2 separate regions of the Homo sapiens genome follow, and region 2 is linked to region 1. A link is a contact called in ENCODE Hi-C data. All regions are on one chromosome and are shown on one strand. The core of a region is the stretch at or near the end of the contact, and the rest is flanking DNA. Distances in the headings are between cores, read along the strand shown. Region 1 holds the start of LINC02930 (long intergenic non-protein coding RNA 2930). Region 2 holds the start of PLPP4 (phospholipid phosphatase 4).

The links. A loop is a pair of places that touch in the nucleus more often than their neighbours do. Pooled maps may share reads with other maps.
Region 2: a loop to region 1 is called in a map with no recorded cell type, with 3 times the contacts of the local background. The contact joins the promoter of PLPP4 here to the promoter of LINC02930 in region 1. A Hi-C loop is called at or near these places in 1 of 168 maps with a recorded cell type or tissue (endothelial cell of umbilical vein), 1 of 37 single-sample maps with no recorded cell type and 2 of 50 pooled maps.

What each region holds. Positions count from the first base shown.
Region 1 is chr10:120,607,117-120,610,228 of GRCh38, forward strand. LINC02930 (long intergenic non-protein coding RNA 2930) reads left to right here and starts at 1,466. Exons shown (of 5, transcript XR_002957103.2): 1 at 1,466-1,657.
Region 2 is chr10:120,455,614-120,458,725 of GRCh38, forward strand. It overlaps PLPP4 (phospholipid phosphatase 4), which reads left to right and starts at 1,614. Exons shown (of 7, transcript NM_001030059.3): 1 at 1,614-1,748. The coding sequence starts at 1,693.

The DNA of each region.
Region 1 (3,112 bases), core at 216-2,715:
ATCCTGGACAAGCCTCATCTGTAAAATGGCAGCAATACCTGCCCTATCTAACTCATAGAGTGGCTGTCAGACTCAGAGAAGACAACAAGTGAATGCTTGGGGACCTGACCAGTTGTAATGGCACAAGTGGGAAAATGCTTCCCATTCTCGTTCTTTTTCTCTCTCATTCACTTATGTCCCCATATCTGTAGTCAGGCATTTGTGGTATAAATAGCTTGGTTAGGAGTAGAGTGGGTAGCCATGAGCAGGGTGTGGAAGTTAAAATGGCACCTTTGCCAATTCCAGCCAAGCCTATGGCCAACAGCCAGGCCTGGCCTCTTCCACTTGACACTGGCCTGCTGGTGAGACTCACAAGACCTCCTTGCTTTGTAAACATCATCCAAAATTCTTCCATCAGTTGACATCACCATCTAGTGGGGTCTTCTCTCATGGGAACTTCTGCTCAGAGAGCGAATTGCTATGAGTCAGTAGGAATGACTAACAGAGATTCCAGAGAGAAGACACTGCCAGTTCATGGCCTCTTAAAGAAATGAATACATCAGTTAAAAGGCTCTTGTCTGCTGTCTATGACTTTCAGAACAACTTCTCCCAGTTGTCTGACATTGAGAGTAATGGAACCCTTGGGAGAAGTATCAACGTAATTAACAAACTTAGACATAATGATCCCTGATACTTTTAACAAAACATAAAATAACCAAGAAATGTCTACCACTTTATAAGTTCACATTGGAAACACACCTGATATAAATAATGAGTCAGAACAGTGGTTTCACTATTAAAAGTCAGCAGGTTTCATTATTAAAAGTCAGCCAAGAAAACGTGAAAACTTACAGGCTGAAAGAATAATTAAAGGCGATCACTATAGATTTTAAGCATTATTAGTTCTCAAAACTTCTGACTGGCTGATGATGAAGACAAATTCATTCTAATTGTCCTTGATAATTTCATGCTTTTAAAATCTCATGGCAAGACCAACTTGGGAGCCATAGTCCTCAACAGTGGGCATGGTCAGAATGATGGCTGGTAAGAGCAGAGCCCTAATCCATGACAGAATCTGTTAGCCTGCATGGATACAAGTGGGATGATGACTAATGAAGCCACTATTTAGCATTGTATCTAGGATTTCCTTGCCATCTGTAAACCGTGACCCCTCCCTTCAGGCAGTTTTTTAACCTGAGGTGGTTACCTGTTTTTGTTTGCTGTCCTACACTCCTGGCCCCTTGATAGAATTCAACTCTTCTTTGATAACGATTCAGTCTTCCCCTGTTCAAGTGATCAATGTGGGGCTGACCCCACCTCAGCTTCAGAGATGAGCATGTGACCCTGCCTGGCCAATGAGAATACCATATCTCTCTGACCATAGTGATTGGTTAAGGGATGAACATGTGGCCCACAGCTGACCAATCAGAGCTACTGAGACTCAGTTCTATGGTTTCAATGGAAACCACTGAAAAAGAGAAACTCTCTTTTGGCTAGAGTTGCTGTGAGGATGGAATGGGGAACCTGGACAGCTCCAGCAATCTTACTGCAGAAGGTGCTTCTGGGTGGATCCCAGGCAGAGGAATCAGAGGCAAAACATGGAGGGAGTGAACTCCTGAAATCACTTGGGTTCTGAATCCAGCCAAGCCCGAAACCAGCCCTGCCCTGGGCTTTTCAGGTACTTGAGCCAATGCATTCTCTTTTCCTCTTCATCAAGGTTTGTTTAGAGTTTGCATCCCACGTGACTGAACAGAATGGACATTGCTCTTAGCAAGGGACAGTAACCATGAGTCCAAGTCCTGAAACAGAGATGGGGTCCCCTTCCTCCCTTCTCACTGGTTTCCTTCCTCCTGAGTGGGGTCTATCTGAGCCTGGCATTTCCTTCGTGACAGTTTCATTTGCTCCTGGACGGTTCCCTTGCTCACCATCAGCCCTCGGGCCAGCTCTAACACTCAGTTTGTCCAGATAATGTTAGGAACCTGTAAAGAGGAACTCTATGTTGTTCAACTTTTTCTCTCATTAGCACACTGTTTTTCTGTCCCGGGTGATGCAGGCTGAATGCAAAGCAGCAAGATGTGCTGGTTTGAATTCCGTGGCCTTCCTTCATCAGCCTGAGTGTTTGTGTACACACAGCTGGGCTGCAACGTCAGTTTCTGTCTGATGGCTCAGAGCCACAATTTTACCCTGTTATTGATGCCCATTATGTCATTTTAGAAAATGTAGGGATGTGGCTGTCCAACTTATCTGAATATCTGTATATAAATAAATAAATGTACATTTAAATCCATCCTAACTTTGACGTGATCTGAGGGAAAAATGAGGTCTTTGTGTTTTCCCATAGAAATAAGAAGAAAGTAGGTTAATAAACCATCAGTATCACAAGCAATAATGCAACACATGAAATATCATTTGCAAATTATTTTTGCAATTACAATGTTGGTTTTCCATGAAGAGTTGTAGCAGCTGCCTCCTCTCTCAAATAACATATTCACCTGTGGACAGATGGGGAATTGCTAAGATCCCAGCTTATGTTTGTGAAAAGAGAAGCACCACAGTTTAGTGAGCAAGGAGGTTACTAAGCTTGGTGTGCACTCAAAGGCCATGTCTGCACTGTGTGTGATGAAGTGGAGGCTTTGGATACCCATCAGCAAGTTTTATGTTAATAAAATATTTTTTCTTCTATCAAATGCTAAGACCAAAAAGTTTGTCATCTGAATGTAATCGCGTAATTGTCTTGACTCTCAGCTCCATTTTGTGCTCAGAAGAAAGCAGTTGTGTCACGAAATGGAAAGATGAGGTCTAGGTTCAGTAGACCAGTATTGGCATTCTGGGAAAAATAAGACCCCAAAGATAACTTTTTACCATGATTTCACAGACAAATAGGACCTGAGATTTTCTTTTTATGGAGCAAGAAAGCAATGCTTATGAGGACCAGATCTGGGTCTAGTACTACCAAAGAGACTGCAGAGACTTGTGGAGGCATGTGATGGTGTTTCTGAACAATGTTTTTAAATTGTATATGTTTTGTAACAGGAAGAGAGAGATAGGGAAAGGGAGGCGGGAGGAAGGAAAGAAGAAAATAAGAGGAAGGAAGGAAGAATGGAGGAAAATTTCTCTTAATCAGAGAAATAAT
Region 2 (3,112 bases), core at 364-2,863, 150 kb before region 1:
TATATATCATATATATAGCCATATATAATATATATGAATGAATATATCATATATATAGCCATATATATATATATATATGTATGAATAAATATTTATTCATTTACTAAGTACCAACCAGGTATCCACAGTGTGCCGGGCACTGGGCATAGAGTGATGAGGAATGCAGATACAGCTCCTGCCTGTGGTGCCTCAGGGCTGGAGTCCCTCCCACACAGAGCCTGGGTTGTTCCTACTCCCTCTGCCTCTCTCTCTCTAGACCCTGAGATATCTGGGCTCAGGTATCTCTGATCTGCACGTGTTTCCTTTGGAGGTAGGGTCTGTTTGCCCTTTGCTGATGCCAAGGGCTTCCTCCTAAGTTCTTTCTACCTGCTCCCCCTTTTATCCAGGACTGAGCCATAGCTCCTTAGTCCCAGGAACCACCTTCTAATCCGTGTCCTCTGCTCACACAATTTTGGCTGGGTCTCTCCTAAAATCCAAGAGAGGCCTGGGCTCCCCAGGAACAACCTAATGGTTATAATCACTGTGTGTTTTGCATTTTAAATGTCTGCTTGGTTTAAATTAGTGAAGCCAAGAAGTCAAAATTCTAAGAAAAGTAAATAAAATTCTGACCGGTTTGGGAAAAGCAAATCCAAGCTCCTGCTGGGCTCCAGCTGGAGGTCGTGACCCCTAGGCTGCGAGGGTTGGGCTTTTGGCTCTTAACCTGAGGATGAGGCTCTGGGTTCTACCTGCTGCCTGGCTGACGGCTGGTTGAATGCTGTGTCAGCGACGAGCGACCCTGACTTCCCACACACCGGCCAGGCCAGGGACGGTGGCAGGAGCTTTTTCATATTCCACAGTTCAGCAGCCCCAAGCTGCTGGGGGCGGAGGACAGGTGGTGGGGGAGAGAGGATTCGGTCCCCAGGGGCCACCTGGCGCTGGTGGCATGGCGGGGAGCCAGGCTTGCCTTTGCCCTCTCTCTGTGCCGGAGCCCTGGACCCTGGCTGGCATCTCCTGAGAGCAAAGCGAAGCCCGCGAGTGATCTCTGGGGAACTTCCTAGAAAAAAGAAAGAATTTCAGGTTCGAACGGTGTAGGGAGGGCCGAACACGGGAGCAAGGTTGGCCAGGGCTGCCCTGAGCCCTGGAGAATCCCCAGAGCGATCGTCCACTACATGCCCACGTGCGTGCGTGTGCCAGGGAGCGAGAGCCCGGACAGCGGGAGTCGGAGGCAGGACCAGGAGCTGCAGAGGGGCCGCGGGCAGAGCCCCAGCGAGCGCGCTGCCCTGGCGCGGAGCCCAGGGGCCGCCCACTGGCGGGGGAGGCGGGGAGCGCGCAGGGAGGCGGCGGCGGCGGTGGGGCTTCCCCGGGCTTCCCCTCCCCGGTCCGCGGGTGCCCGGCGCGGGCCCAGGAGGCGGAGGCGGCTCCTGGGGAGAGGGATCCGGGAGTCCCTGAGGCGGCCCCGGCTCCGCACTAGGAGGCGGGGTCCGCAGTATCGCCAGCGGCCGGCGCGGCTTCCCGGAGCCCCGGAGCCCGAGGCGCGAGGTTTAGGCTGAGCCCTCCCCGGCGCCTGCCCCCGCCCGGCGCCCGCCTCCGCCCCCGCCCGCGGCCTGGAGCGCGCCTCCCTCGCCTCCCAGGGTCTGGCGAGCCGGCGCCGGCCGAGCTGCGGGAGCCGCGGAGAGCACCAGCTGACGCCGCGGGAGCTGCTCCGGCCGCACCATGCGGGAGCTGGCCATTGAGATCGGGGTGCGAGCCCTGCTCTTCGGAGTCTTCGTGTAAGTAGTGGCGCACCGCGGGCAGGGCGCACTGACGCGGGGGAACAACCGACCAAGCCTCTCTGTGCCCTAACTTAGTTTGCGCAGCCGCTTCCCACTGGGGCCTGGGTTCGAGGTCCCTTCCCCGCCAAGTGCCCGCAACGTGTCCTACGGGACCAAGAGAGACCCTTCCTCTCTCCTTCCTGGGACCCTAGGCGCGGAGCGACCACCGCGCGCCGAGGCTGAGACCTGCTCCCGGGTCTCACCGGGCCCGCGCCTGTCGCCAGCCCCGCACCACCTGCCCGGGGGATCCAGGGCTGCACCTCTAAACAGGGACGCGCACCCTGGCCCGTGCCCTCGGGAAGTTTCTCCTTCTGTGTGATCTTTGAGGCCCACGTTGGAAGTCTTTACCCCTGGCCCCGTCTCCGATTCCTCCCCGCTGTGCCCAGGGCCAGACTCCTTCCGTGTCCCTGGCTTTAGCGCCCGCGGTCCTGGCGAGCGTTTTCCCAGCGGGCGTTTGCGGCGCTTCTCCTACTGAGAAACTGTTGCTGTGGAGGCTTGAGAAGTCAAGGGGCTGCAGGCCGGGGTGGGATACACACACCCTGGAGCTCTGTGCCCGGTCGATGTCCGCTTTGGGGGCGGAGGCCCTCCAGGGGTAGCCGTGAAATGCCCAGGGTGGCTTTGAGCGGCTGGCACTGAGAACAGCGATCCCGAAAAGAAGAAGGGGTGGTGGCGCAGGTTCTTTCAGAGATGCCTGAGCCTCCTCCGTGCGCCCAGGGACCCACCGCTCATTGACTTCCAGGGCCCAAGCTGCAGGGAGCTGTCACATCTCTCTTTCAGACCTGAGCCCAGAACACCAGCTCAGAGCCACCCCGCAGCCTCCCGTGAGCTGCTGTCACCTAGGCACCCACACCTGCACTGGTCCCTCCATCAGTGAGCCAAATTCTCTCCCCCTCTCTGCCCATGGATGTTTTCTGCCACATTCTAAGTATTAAAGTTACATGAACTTTTTGGATTTGCCATGCATTTATTTATTTGTTTGTTTTTGTTTTCGTTTCTGGAAAAGCCCTCCCGAGCCAAACAGGAGGCCCTCTTTGAATTTCTGCCTCAATCTGGAGTCATCCATGGCAGGTGTGCTGTGTCAAAGATGACTTCTGTTCTGGGCAGCCCAGGGGATACACATGGAAAGAAATGCCCTTTCTTGCATGTTTTTCTTTAGCAGGGATTAAATTCATCCAGAGTATTTATTCACACCATCAGAAAAGGCCATGAGCTCCCCCAGATGCAAGCAAGCCCCCCTCTCCCGCCTTCTGCCCGAACACTGGTGTTATTCACTGGGAAGAAGGAACGAGAACTTCAGTTGGATTTTGATGCATTTGGAAAAA